Regions from separate parts of the Homo sapiens genome. Here region 1 is linked to region 2. A link is a loop called in an ENCODE intact Hi-C map of the cell type or tissue named here. Cell type or tissue: breast epithelium. All regions are shown on one strand.

Evidence for each region. Hi-C counts contacts between places; a loop is a spot of excess contacts. Peaks named below come from ENCODE experiments on the same cell type or tissue, not always from the same donor. Only the 100,000 strongest peaks of a DNase experiment are listed, where the experiment ranks them.
Region 1: a loop joins it to region 2, with 5 times the contacts of the local background. A loop is called at or near these places in 1 of 110 quality-filtered maps.

Annotation. Positions count from the first base shown.
Region 1 is chr11:66,643,372-66,647,371 of GRCh38, forward strand. RBM14-RBM4 (RBM14-RBM4 readthrough) reads left to right here. Exons shown (of 2, transcript NM_001198846.2): 2 at 2,656-3,097. The coding sequence ends at 2,675. RBM4 (RNA binding motif protein 4) reads left to right here. Exons shown (of 4, transcript NM_002896.4): 3 at 79-769; 4 at 2,656-3,097. The coding sequence ends at 761. Among named protein-coding and RNA genes, the nearest start is that of RBM4, 6.7 kb to the left of the region's middle. RefSeq lists an enhancer at 1-436. In breast epithelium, no CTCF peak of the experiment used is centred here; no DNase peak of the experiment used is centred here; H3K4me3 peaks cover 2,728 bases.
Region 2 is chr11:66,280,614-66,284,613 of GRCh38, forward strand. CNIH2 (cornichon family AMPA receptor auxiliary protein 2) reads left to right here. Exons shown (of 6, transcript NM_182553.3): 2 at 1,646-1,714; 3 at 2,120-2,167; 4 at 2,422-2,534; 5 at 2,635-2,778; 6 at 2,957-3,593. The coding sequence ends at 2,984. YIF1A (Yip1 interacting factor homolog A, membrane trafficking protein) reads right to left here. Exons shown (of 8, transcript NM_020470.3): 8 at 3,967-4,000. Among named protein-coding and RNA genes, the nearest start is that of CNIH2, 4.4 kb to the left of the region's middle. RefSeq lists an enhancer at 1,833-2,336. In breast epithelium, CTCF peaks have their summits at 2,044 (motif pointing left) and 2,245; a DNase peak (open chromatin) is centred at 1,988; H3K4me3 peaks cover 552 bases; H3K27ac peaks cover 261 bases.

The DNA of each region.
Region 1 (4,000 bases), 360 kb after region 2:
CTATGACCAGTGTCTGGGGTAGGGGCTGGGGCTATGACTAAGAGTGATAGCAACCCTTCTTGCGTCTGTTTCTTCAAGGCAAACGAATGCACGTGCAGTTGTCCACCAGCCGGCTTAGGACTGCGCCCGGGATGGGAGACCAGAGCGGCTGCTATCGGTGCGGGAAAGAGGGGCACTGGTCCAAAGAGTGTCCGATAGATCGTTCAGGCCGCGTGGCAGACTTGACCGAGCAATATAATGAGCAATACGGAGCAGTGCGTACGCCTTACACCATGAGCTATGGGGATTCATTGTATTACAACAACGCGTACGGAGCGCTCGATGCCTACTACAAGCGCTGCCGTGCTGCCCGGTCCTATGAGGCAGTGGCAGCTGCAGCTGCCTCCGTGTATAATTACGCAGAGCAGACCCTGTCCCAGCTGCCACAAGTCCAGAATACAGCCATGGCCAGTCACCTCACCTCCACCTCTCTCGATCCCTACGATAGACACCTGTTGCCGACCTCAGGAGCTGCTGCCACAGCTGCTGCTGCAGCAGCAGCCGCTGCTGCTGTTACTGCAGCTTCCACTTCATATTACGGGCGGGATCGGAGCCCCCTGCGTCGCGCTACAGCCCCAGTCCCCACTGTTGGAGAGGGCTACGGTTACGGGCATGAGAGTGAGTTGTCCCAAGCTTCAGCAGCCGCGCGGAATTCTCTGTACGACATGGCCCGGTATGAGCGGGAGCAGTATGCCGATCGGGCGCGGTACTCAGCCTTTTAAAGCTTGAGGTGAGAGGGGTGGGGTGTTCCCTCTTCTGGTTTTGCCATCCCTCCTGCAGCCTAAAGGGCTCCAATTAGGCTGCCCTGCTTGCTTGCTTGCTTTTGCAGGGTTAGGGGAAGGTTACTAGGATGGCTCACAGGCTAGAGAGAAGTCCTAACTGCTTAACTTTAAAATACATAGAGTTCCTTGGCCCTCATGGCTATTTTTCAGGGCTTCTGGTAGTGGGAGTCAATTTGATTCTATTTGTGCCTAGAAAAATAAAGAATGATGTGCTGGTGAATCTTGGGTCACCTATGTACTATACTATAATTGAACCTTACCTGGGGACCCACACGTTCAGGCTCAGGTGTTTTGTTTCTTAGAGCCTTTGTTAAGTTTCCTACGTGTGCGACATTCCTAAGGTCTTCAAGTTTCCTATTCTGTTTTGTGCTGTGTGAAAGTTCTGATATGACCCCTGATGATAAAGTCCATAACTGTAGTTAACTGGTCATCACTGCTCAGGTCCCAGTTACTAAGAAGACTACCAAAATGGCATCATCTTAATCTTGAAGCGTATTTCTGACATTCCTGAACCGTTCAACCCTTATGAGTTTTATAGAACTTATTTGATGGTAAGTTGGGGTAGAGAGAAATACAAAACTTATCTTTTATAAAGTTCCACAAGGAAGTCTGGGCATAGATGCTAACACTCACCTTCTCTGCCCAGCTCAGATTTATTCCCTGAATAGAGTGCCCACTCCATTGCTATATCTTTCAGTCTGTCCTATAACAGCCCAGCCTGTCACTTACTTAGGGTTTTTTTTTTTTTTAAGTAACTATTCCCACAGTTCTAGTTTTGACATCATCTACTTTCTCAGGGTATATGTTTTAAGAATGCAGGCACACCTGTTAATTTTACTCCTTTGGTAATGTTGAAATCCAGGGTTGGGAGCTTTGCCATAAGCAAATCACTCCCTTCTTCATCTTCTCACTAGCTGTTTTGGGCATTTAATACTCTTGAGCCAGCAGCTCTACCCTGAGTCCGCTGGCTTTTTCCACTGTCATACATTTTGAGCCCCATGATCCATTTGGCTCTCCTTGAATATATTCTCTTCTGATACTTGCCAGCTTTGGGCTCTAGGTGTTTGAGATTATTGTTGTACTTAAGGGTAAATCTCAATGCCCTTAGTTTTGAATAGCTCCCAGTATGTCCCACACATTACCATTGATCCTTAATTATAGTAACTGTGTGAGTGATAGATAACTGTCATCTTTGCAGTTAGGGCAGAAGGTATGTGGCTTTCCCAGGGTCATTGGGTAGGCAGTCACTGATTGGGCTGGAAAAGAGACTTGATGTGTAGCTTATACATGCCCTTCTGCACCTTCTTTCCAAAGTTAGTTTCTTCCCTAGTTGGAATTGGATGTCCTCAGGTCTTAAAACTTGTGCAGTTGATGCTACTTCTATCTAGACTTTGAATGATTTTTAACTCGGACCTTGGCAGTAACTCCTAGATAGAAAATACTGTTAATTTTTTTTTTTTAAACCTCAGGGAGCTAATTGGAACCTTTCCATTTTTCCTATCCTCTGCTGACAGCTTGTGATGTGGAATTACCTTCTCTGAGGAATGCTAATGTTAACATCATCAAGAGCAAGGAATGTCTCTTTGCCTACTTTTATGAAACAAGATTTGCTATTAATTTAAGACCTTAGTCTGAGGTTGTTTAGCCTCCCCAGTTACTCTCTGGCCTTCAAGCTCTTTTCATTGTTAGAGATTACTGTGATACTGGGGGAGAAGGGTACAAGTAAACTTAAAAGGAGTGTCAAGTTATCAGACTTTGTAAAGATGTTGAAGTTTTAAATGGGAAAGCCCTTTTGAGCTTTGCTGTAAAGCCGCTGTATTGTGCTCTCTTTCAGGTGGGATGTGTGTGGGCTGAAATTCCGAGCTGCGGTTGTGCATGAGAATACACCCTTCGTGGTACCCCATCTCCGGGACGTTCTCGGCTCTGTGCGTTCAGTCCCTCAGGAACCGTGGACCTTAATTTACCTTGCTAAGTTCAGACCTTCTCTTCCTTTCCTTTCCTTTCCTCTCCTGCCCATTTTCCTGTTCTTCTGTCCTTCAATACTTCTGTAGCTTCCCATTCATGTTCTCTTCTCCCAGCAGGCCTCATTGTGTGCAGAAACTGTGGTGGGGGCTGTGCTGTCTCCTCCCTGCCTCCTGCCTCCTGCGGCTGTTGGATTTGGGAATGACCTTGGTGAGAGTCTCACTGCTCCAGGGTCTCTTTTTGGTCCAAAGGCTAGACCTATAGAGTTGGATCACTTTTTTTCTTTCCGGTGAAATAAATGGTTTTTCAACTTAGGGTATGTGTGCTTTGCGAGACTTCTTGCTTGGGCTTGTTTGGGGGTTCATTTGTACCTTGAAGGGGAGGGTATAAAGTTTTAAGACACTCAGCTTTGGGTGAACGTCACTGTAGTTATTTTGTTTATTGTAAGTAGGACTTGTAGGTGCCAGAGGAAGGAGGTTATACAGAAGCCCAGGCAGGCAGCCTTATTCCAATGAAGACTTTTCCCACTGGTCCACCTTTGTTATAAAACCAACTACTTTTAGTTTACAGATGTAGGTCTTCTCTTCTAGAGAAACAGTCACCACCTTCCCTTAAGACTACCATTCCAATCACCCAGTCAGTGTATCTAGCTTAACTTAATTTCCAGGGAAAAGGAGGGGTTTAGGGGAAGAGGAAGTCAGTTTTCGCTCTTCGTGCCATGTGAAAAAATGAAGCTGTGGCTCCAAGAGTACTTTGCTAACTAGGCCAGTGACATGTGTTGATGCCTTTCACCATCTATTTGTTTAGCTCTGCCAAAATCCAAAGAATGCCTGAATGGTCCCACTAGCACCTCATTACTTGGGTTTACAGCCTTTAAATCATAGGCATGGAGAAATGACCCAACATATGAGGCTTTAGATACCTTGTTGAATGATGGGGCTGAGTGCAAGAACTGCCGCCTCAGCCTCACGTTTTTCTTGAAACAGTTATTTGTCTTCCATATGTTTGGTCTGTACCTTCTTGCTCCAGTTTCTACAGATACAGGACTGTGTCAGAGCATTTCTCAGAATCATTCAACAAATACTGAGCACCTACTGTATGCCAGGCATTACCCTTTCAGGGAAGTTGGGTTATGATGATGGGGAGATAAAGAAGCTGGTCTTTACTTCGATAGTTTCTCAGATTTTTTTTTTAAATTAATTGTTTCCTCCTGTTAG
Region 2 (4,000 bases):
CAGCGCCAGGCAGCCTGGGGGGTGGGAGGGGTGACGCCCGCCGCCTGCTGGTGGTGCCAGCTCTGGGGTACAGACGGCACCCTTCTGCTCCCTGTGGACCCTGTTGCTGTGCGTGCCAAGTGGCGCTGCCCAGAGTCAATGGGGAGCTGGGCGGGGAGGGGGGATGATCCAGATGGCCTCAGCTCCCTCCAGGAAGCCCATGTTCTTTCTCTCTGAGCCGTCTGGGGCCTGGGATGCCTGGGGGTGGTGGGCCTGCTGCCTCATCCTAGGGCTGGAGCCGACAGGAGGGGACCCCAGCAGGCTCCTCTGCCAGCCCATTTCCCCCAAGTCACCTGTCAGCTCCTTCCCATCCCATCATCCCCTCAAACACTTGCTCCCCTGGAGAGTTTCCACCCGTGAGGACACTGCCGTCTGCCAGACACCCCAACACCTGAAGCCACCTTAGATTTCTGCCTTCACTTCTCAGCCATTTGAACCCTCTGGAGTCTGGCTCCTAAAGAGCTGTAGAATCCCATGCACGCCTTCCGTCTCCACTACAACTCTCCTCACTCAGACCACCATCAGCCCTGCCCCTAACCCTCCAAACCGTCCCCTTGCTGGTCTGGCCTGAGTATGACACAGTGGTTAGGAATTTTAACTCTGGAGTCACACTGGGTTAGAATCCACTAACCAGCCGTGTGGCCCTGGACAAGTCACTTAACCTGCCTCAGCTTCCTCATCTGCAAAACAGACATGAAAATAAAACTAGTACCTAAGTCATAAGGTTGTTAAGAATTAAATGAGTGAATCCACATACCGGCCAGGAGAAGCACCACTTAGATCTCAGCTGTGACTGTCAGTGAGCTCGGATTTCCTGCCCCACCAATCCTGAGACATGGACCAATCCTAAGACATGGACCTGACCACCCCACTCTGCTGCTGTGTACTCTTCAATGCCTCCCCCCAAAATTTTTGTGTTAAAGTAAGTCCAAACTCCTGCTCTGGCCTCACAGGGCGCCCATGTCTGGCTCTGCTGAATTCTCCAGCTCCTCTTCCACCACTCTCTCTTTTCTTCCTGCTCGCTGCGCTGTCACGCCAGCCCCATGAAACCCGCAGCCTCCTGAATGTCTCCTGACCTTTCACCCCTCTGCCATTGCACCTTCTACTGCTTGGACTGCATTTCCCCCATTTGCTCACCAACACCTACTCCGAGTCCAGCCTGAACTCCCTCACCCCCCACACAGGGTTAAGCGCCCACTCCAGGTCCTCCCTGTACCCCAAACCCTGATCACCTGGAAGGCAGAGTGATCATCCCTCTGGGCCTGGGTTCCTCCTGGGCAGGGGCTGCATCCCAGGCCTCTGGAGCCCCAGTGCTCAGCACAGGGCCTGAGACTTGGCAGGGCAGACACGAAGCCATGTCTTGGGATGTTTTGGAAGGGGGTGTAGTGGACATGGGCCTGAACTGGGCATCCAGACGCTAGGGTTCCCTTCTGGACTGTTGTAATGACCTTGGACCAGGCCCTGCTCCTCCCTGGACCTCGGTTTCTCCACCTTTGCAACAAGCTCCACCTGGCTGGTCCTCTTCAGTAAACTATCCCACAGAAGGACTTGGGGGAAGGCCATAAGCTGCTGCCCCAACCCTGACGGGCACACGCCCCTCCCCCAGATCATAGCCTTTGATGAGCTGCGGACCGACTTCAAGAACCCCATCGACCAGGGGAACCCTGCGCGGGCAGTAAGTGATACATGTGCTGTGCCGAGGTGTGTCCGTCCGTCTGTCTTTCCATCTGTCGTGGGCTGGGGGTGGGAGACGGGAAGACGGGGGTGGGGTGGGGGGCCTACGGCCATGCCCCCTTCCTCTCTGTCTCCGCCCCCAGCAAACACCTGGCGCGGGCTCAGGGCTGAGTTCCTCTTGGCGGGGCGGTGGTTGCCAGGCTCTGGGCCGTTGCCATGGAGACGCGGGTGAAGGCCCTTCCATGGTGACGGTCGCCATGGGGACGGCGCGGCTGCTTCCCGGCCGTGCCGACAGTGCCGCAGAGATCGCTCTGGCGCCCCCTGGCGGCCACATGTGGAGCGGTGGGAGCTGCTCCAGTACCTGCTTCTCCGCCACCCCATCGCGGCCTTTTCCTTCCCCCAACAGCGCGAGCGTTTAAAAAACATCGAACGCATCTGCTGCCTCCTGAGGAAGGTCAGTGTCAGGGCTGGGGGCAGGAGGCTCCTAGCCCAGCGCTGCCCCCACTGTCTGTGGCCCAGAACCAGGCCTTCCCCTGCTTTGGGCCTGTTTGATCCACTCTACTTGGGAGGGAGTGGGAAGCCAGAGGCCTTTTAATCCCCAGAGGTCACGGTGGGTGGGCACCTCCCAAACCCCAGCTCCTCTCTGTCCCCTTGAAGGCTGGTCTGTCATAGCACCAGGCCGCTGACCTCTCACCCTCACTCCCCCAGCTGGTGGTCCCAGAATACTCCATCCACGGCCTCTTCTGTCTGATGTTTCTGTGTGCAGCAGAGTGGGTGACCCTGGGCCTCAACATCCCCCTCCTCTTCTACCACCTCTGGAGGTGAGGGTAGCAGCTGCCTTGGGGAGGCTGAGATGGGGAACAGGGGCAGGATGGGGGTGGGAGTCCTGATGGCAGACACTCAGGCCCCTGTCTGCCCCAGGTACTTCCACCGTCCTGCAGATGGCTCTGAGGTCATGTATGATGCGGTCTCCATCATGAATGCTGACATTCTCAACTACTGCCAGAAGGAGTCCTGGTGCAAACTTGCCTTCTACCTGCTCTCCTTCTTCTATTACCTGTACAGGTGAGGCCTTGCCCACAGCAGTCAGAACTCAGGGAAGGGATGTCCCAGCATCACGCTTCCAATCCCAAGTTCCTGCCTTTTGCCCCTGAGGACTGAGGGCAGCCCAGGGTGTGACCAGGTGGGCATCTGGGTGGCTGTGTGTGTGCAGGGCTAGGCTCACTGGCTCATCTTCCTACAGTATGGTTTATACGTTGGTGAGTTTCTAAGGGGGAAGCCGGCCAGGGAGCGAGCCCAGAACGGACCGGACGCCTGTGCACCCCCAGCCCTGCCCCTTGGCCGCAGAGGCCTCAGCCCTGGGGAGGGAGGGGGCACTGGTGCCCCCAGCCTCTCCAACCCCCAAACTGCTGCTGCGGGGAACCCCCCCCACCCCGCCTTCAGAGCCCTCCCCCTTGGACTAGAGCGGCTGGGCAGAGCTCTAAACAGGGGCAGGGGCTCCTCTGCCAGCCTGTGGGCATGGCAGTCATTCCTGGAAGGGGCAGGACCTCCGGCCTTGTCCATTTCGGGGGAAACTTGGGCCCTGCCAAGGGGCAGAGCTTGACCCTGGAAATTCTGGGCCATCCCCCTCCACCCCCACCCTGAGGCTCCCCCTGCAGGTGGGGGGGTACCCGCACCGGGAATGAGCAGGCTCAGCAGGGGGGCAGCCCCACCCCTAGTCTGCCCTCCCCTCTCCCCCAGGCTCTTTCTCCAGCCCTGTCTCCATCTGCCCCAACCTCAGCCCACCTTGTCTCTTGGACCTATTTTCTATGTCGCCTGGAGGAGTCCGGCACCCCCTCCCCGGCCATTTGTGACAAAATATGAATAAACTACTGCAAATATGTGGGCCCCGGTTCTGCTCCTGGAAAGCTTGAAGAGGAGATGGGGGCCGATTACAGGGACTGTATAGGGGGCAGCCCTAAGCTGAATCCCCAGCCTGGCTTGTCTCACCCCACTAGCCCACAGACCCTGCTGGAGCCCCCCAGAGGGATCAGACGCCTTCCAGGTCCCCTCAGCAGCCTCCTTCCATCTTCTCTTTCCCAGCTGAGGCTGCTGAAACCCTTACAAGGCAGTATCAAGGTCACCAAAGTCATGAAGCCCTCCCTGGGTCCACCTTCTTCCTAGACGGCCCCAAGCCCGATCCCCTGGGCAATGCAGAGGCGCAGAGGTATCTGTAGCTCCCCATCAGGCCCCAGGAACAAGGGTCAGACAAAGTCAAGGAAATCAAATCTTCAATGAATGAAAAACT